Linked DNA regions of Homo sapiens: region 2 is linked to region 1. The links are chromatin contacts, found by Hi-C or POLR2A ChIA-PET in ENCODE. All regions are on one chromosome and are shown on one strand. Each heading gives the region's core, a stretch centred on a gene start or an enhancer-like site at or near the end of the contact. The rest is flanking DNA. Distances are from core to core; before and after follow the strand shown. Region 1 holds the start of CLASP1 (cytoplasmic linker associated protein 1). Region 2 holds the start of GYPC (glycophorin C (Gerbich blood group)).

Region 1 (2,519 bases), core at 8-2,507:
TAATAAAAACAATTTCTAATGCCAGAATTGAAAACGGACTGTGGCACCCAAATAGGGTCCAAGGTACATGGCGGCATGAAACTATTTCTCGCTTCTGACTCTTCTGCATCACGGTCTCCCAAAGGACTAGAGAATCTGAAGCTCTCATTGCCACATCTACAAATGAAAGTATCATGTTTAAAGAGCTCACAGGTTCTACGAATGGTCAGTATTTAATGAACGCACCCCACTACACAGAAACTCACCCAGCTGCAAACTCAGCTGCAAACTCACCACAGCGTGCTTTCAGACTCCACATTAATTTTTTTTAATTTTAGAAGCAAACAACTATTTTAAAAATATTATGTAATAATTTAAACTCTGGAAAGCCCCATACTCATCCCAGCAGCTCGGAAAACGGAAAGCAAAATTCGATTAGCTCCATTGTACCTAGCCAGGCTAACGTGCAAGATCACACACTCATCTTCGTCAGAGCGTCTCTGCCAATACCAAAGAACAACAAAGGCAAGTTGAGAAGTCTGCACAGGCTTAACTCAGCACTTGTTCGCTTTCCCAGCTTCAGAAAGAAGCTCTTCGAAGGCCCCGGGAACCAAGGGGACCTTGTGCATCCCATCAAGCCGGCCGCTCCGCTCGGCGCCGCTCGCGCAGCTTTTGTCTGGCCCGGTTGGGAGCCCAGGACGGGAGCCCGGGCCGCCCGCCTCCCGGCACCCCTTCTCTCTGGATCTTTCTTCACACCCATCACTCGCCAATGACTAGTTGTTGTGGGTTTCTCTCCCTCGCCCCCTCCCTTCCTTTCAAACGCGCCCCGGGCTCGCTGGCTTCTCCCACCCGGCAGGGGAGACTCGGGTTAGGAAGGGGGCCCGGGTGGGGTCTGGAAAAGGGAAACAGAGAGGGGCACACAAAGCCCGACTGACCCCAGGGCCGATCCCCTCCCTCTGCAAAGCAGCCTGGGCTCAGCGACCTACTGGTTGGATAAACAACCCTCGCATCCCGCTCCTCGCCAGGCTCCCACCTCAGGGCCGCCCCATCCCCCCAAAGTGCACCCAAGAGCCGATGACAGCGCTGGACATCGCCCCCACCCAGACCCGGCGCCCGCCACTGCGCGGGAGGGGCCAGGGCCGCGAGAGGGCTCGGGTCTGACCCTCCGCCCCCTGACCGGGTACTTACAGCCCTGTTTTTCGTTACTGTTGCCGCTGCGGACCAGAGAGCCGCCGCCTTCTCCTCCACCCCAATGAGGTTAAGCGCTTGGTGCGGGGATTAAAAAAAAAAAAAAAGAAAAAAAAAAAAAAGACCGAGAGAGCGAGAGAGACGCCGAGGGCGCCTGCGCAGTGCGGTCACCCTTTTTCTTCTTACCGCCACCAACCCGGGTACACCATAGAGAGCGTAAACCGAGACCAGAGAGGCGGCTGCCTCTCTATGGTAACGCCCCGCGCAGGCGCTGGCCTGGCCGTGTTAGGCTTCGCTGGCGTAAAGTCCCCGGGAGCTTTGCCCCTCACGGAGAACGTTAGTTGACCCTGATGGGGACCCGTAGGGTAAAGGTTTTGTTTTTGTTTTTTTTTACGGAAAAGGTTGTGGTTAGGCCCCTTGGAAAGTTGCGACAAAACTCGAGTTAGACAAGGAAGGTCGGAACTAAGTGGCCACAGCAACAATGCACCAGCAAGCAGGGAGCGTGATAGGAAGAGCTAAAGAGGAATCGGGAAACCCTGGGTAAAAGTCGTCCAAGTGGAACTTCCTTTGGTCGGGGGTCTGATACTCGAAGGAAACGGTCTTTCACTTCTGGGTTAGGGCGTCCGCCCAGAGGGCGACTGCAATGAAGGAAATTGTGCCCTGCGACTTCCCGTAACAGAGCTGTGTGTCCACGCTCCCTTTTCCGAGCAGGCGCGGACGCTTGTGCCGGAAGTAAACTTGTTAACGGTTCTTTGCCTTTTGGGGAGGGGAGACAGCCCAGAGAAGGCTTTGGAGACCCTTGAGTCGGCCAGCGAGCAGGGTTTCTTACTTGAGCGCCTCCACAAATAAACGCTCCTTCGCTCCTCCGTCGCGTGCGTTTCCCTGGGATAATAAGTGGGAAAGTGGTGGCTTTTATTTTTTTGAGACAGGGTCTCACCGCCGTCGCCCAGGCCGGATGGAGTGCAGTGGCGCGATCACGGCTCACTGCAGCCTCGACTTCCCAGGCTCAGGTGATCCTCCTGCCTTAGCCTCCCGAGTAGCTGGAATTACAGGCGTGCACCACCCCCCCCCAACTACTTTTTGTATTTTTTTGTAGAGATGGGTTTCACCATGTTTCCCAGCCTTGTCTCAAACTCCTGACCTCAAGTGATCCGCCGTCTTGGGTCTTCGAAAGTGCTGGGACAGCAGGAGTGAGCCACCGCATCTGGCCCGGAAAGTGTTTTGGAGCGTAGAAAAATGCAAATTATAGGGCTGCCTTCAAGGATCCCGAAGGACCCACAGATTTGCCGCATCAGGCTCCTATGCACGCCGGTAATTTGATGTGTTGAGATGCACTGCCCAGTGCGTTGTTT
Region 2 (2,519 bases), core at 14-2,513, 5.0 Mb after region 1:
TCACTGCCTCTGTAAAACCCCGGAATGCAGGTGTTCTTGCCTCCATTTTATAGATGAGGAAATCAAGACTCAGGGCTTCCCCACCAGGCCAAAGGCATTCTGTGAGTAGTTTATTTCAATTCAACATGGCTGTGCTGCACATGGCAGTTGGAGTAAAGATCTATCAGCATCGGGGGTTCTTCATGATCTAACTAAAGTGAATCATGAGTGCTTTCCCACTGCGTCAAGAAGGCCTGGAGTTTGTGCAGCCCGGCTAGAGGTGAGCAAAGCCTCTGTGTTGCAAATCTCCAGGGCGCAGCCTCTCATTGTATTCAATGCAGATGACAGTCCCAAAGGCACCGCCCATACATTGTACAGACAGCTGGCCTGGCTCTCCGGATTGTGCAGGATAGGCCTTAATGGCAGAAGGTAGGGGAGAGGTGGGCGTCACAAAAGTGCTTGGGGAACTATAAAGTAAACAATGAAAAGCAGCACAGGAAGGTTCAGACATCACACAGGAGAAGCACAGGGTGTTCCCCTGGGTGGGGATTTAAAACAAGGGCCTCAAGTTCCCTGCCCTTGTCTCTGGGCAGAAGGGGCAGATAATGCTATGATACATTTTTTGTAGGTGGTGCCATTTGACTGCATTTAACCAACAAAGGTATGTATCGAAATCCACGTGGAGATTTTCATGGCAAAAGTAGAGCGAATTCACAAACTGCACTGTGTCTGGCAGCTTCAGACAAAAGCAATGGGAACAAATCACGACTCTTGTCCAGCAATTCTTCCTGTTTTGGAATGATCTTTGCTCAACAGCCCATCCATGAGTACAGGGCCCCCAAAGGCCAACAAGACAGGGACTCTCTCCAGGGACAAATGCCCCGCAGCTGAGAGAGGCCGCCCAGCTATCCAGCGGCCGCGCAGCCAGCCAAGATTTCAACACAGGTCTGCCCTATTTGGTCACCATCCCCGACAGTGCTGGGCCAGGCCATCATGTCACATTGGGGAGTTTTCCCTGCACTCCAGGGGGAATTCTCAACCACAACCTCTGTATCCGGTAGTGGCAGATGGAAAGAGAAACGGTTAGAAAAGCGTGGTTCTTGCGCAGGAAAGTTGGAGCAAAGAAGAGTTCAGAAGTGGGCGGGTGTGTGTTTAAAAAAAAAAAAGGGGGTGGAAACCCCACCAGCCAAGTCTGCAGAAAAAAAATAAATGAAGTCTGCCTATCTCCGGGCCAGAGCCCCTCCCCTCGGCCCGCGCGGGAGGAGTGTGACCCAGGTGCCGCTTCCTCTCGCCGCCGAGGGTCAGGAGCCCGGGAGCGCGACCCTCCCCCGGCCCGGCCTGGCCCGGCCTGGCCAGTCCCCGCGGTCTCTGCCCGGGCTGACGCCCAGGAATGTGGTCGACGAGAAGCCCCAACAGCACGGCGTGGCCTCTCAGCCTCGGTGAGTACCCGCCGTGGGGAAGGGTCCTGGGGACCCACTGGAGGCCGCGGCCCGCAGCAGCCAGGGGCCGAGCCACGGCCACGGACGCCCTGGTGTCCCGGTCCGTGCCGGGCCTCCAGGCGGAGGAGGCGTCCGCTGGGCTCAGATCCCCGACTCCAGCCCCGGTTCCCCGGCGCCTGGGCTGCGCGGAGTCCCTGTCCCGCGTCCCGGACCCCTACGCGCAGCCTCCACGCGCTCCGAGCTGGAGAAGCCGCCAGCCCGCCCTCCCAGGGCGTGTCGCCCGCTTTCTGTTTCTTTGTGCGGGGCATGTGAAATGTGTGGGGCCAGAATTGTCTCCCTAAAGAACAGTTAGGTGAGAGTTCACATCACAAGTTGCTTCTGTGCTGCTCCCCAGCCAGGGTCCGACCGGCCAGGCTCCGGTGAACTCCAGGCAACTCCAGCCTTGCCCAGGGACTTGCTCGCTCCGCTGGGCGCCGCAAAGGCACACAGATGCGAGGGAATCCTGCGGCCTGGATCCTTTGGGGATTTGTAATTCCTCGCTGCTGGTTTTCTCTTTTAAACCATCACGTTTTCTTGCTGAGAGGAAATCATCTGTGATGAAAGTCTTTGTAGATGCTTGGAAACATTGCTGGGCCTCTCTCTGCCCTCTTCCTCTGCCGTTGGACTTTTGCAATAAAAACTACCATTTGATTTTACCAAAAAACGTAATGTACATCCCTCTTACCCCCACCCTGCCGCGGTCTGATTCTTAGAGTCTGTCAGAGAGGAGATACCCTGAGCCTATCATGTGACAATGATACCTTATTGATATGATAATGATATGGGTATTGGAGACACCAACTCTTTTATAAGTCTTTGAAATCCAGGGGGTTGTGAGGCCTCACCCCTCACCCCGCCTGAGCTTGGAGCTTGGCGTGGAGGAGTGCTGCTTCGGTCTACGTGTGTACACGGCACTCCATGTGCCTGTGGTTGTGCTTGCGTCAGCCTGGGAGTGCGCAGGCATCAGTGGTGCTTGGGAGCGAGGCCCCTCAGTCTGCACTGGGATCATCTGCACTGCCTATAAACAAGGCAGCCTCTCTTAGCTCCAGTTTCCTCATCTGC

The links. A loop is a pair of places that touch in the nucleus more often than their neighbours do. ChIA-PET counts read pairs that join two places held with the same protein, here RNA polymerase II (POLR2A). Pooled maps may share reads with other maps.
Region 2: a loop to region 1 is called in a map of naive thymus-derived CD4-positive, alpha-beta T cell, with 11 times the contacts of the local background. The contact joins the promoter of GYPC here to the promoter of CLASP1 in region 1. A Hi-C loop is called at or near these places in 1 of 168 maps with a recorded cell type or tissue (naive thymus-derived CD4-positive, alpha-beta T cell) and 11 of 50 pooled maps. POLR2A ChIA-PET finds 5 or more read pairs at or near these places in 1 of 52 experiments (OCI-LY7).

What each region holds. Positions count from the first base shown.
Region 1 is chr2:121,648,205-121,650,723 of GRCh38, forward strand. It overlaps CLASP1 (cytoplasmic linker associated protein 1), which reads right to left and starts at 1,258. Exons shown (of 41, transcript NM_001395891.1): 1 at 1,168-1,258. It overlaps NIFK-AS1 (NIFK antisense RNA 1), which reads left to right and starts at 1,450. Exons shown (of 4, transcript NR_037857.1): 1 at 1,450-2,177; 2 at 2,264-2,478. RefSeq lists enhancers at 212-840, 841-1,467, 1,499-1,768.
Region 2 is chr2:126,654,895-126,657,413 of GRCh38, forward strand. It overlaps GYPC (glycophorin C (Gerbich blood group)), which reads left to right and starts at 1,264. Exons shown (of 4, transcript NM_002101.5): 1 at 1,264-1,418. The coding sequence starts at 1,370. RefSeq lists enhancers at 914-1,203, 1,997-2,519, 2,294-2,519 and a silencer at 1,294-1,663.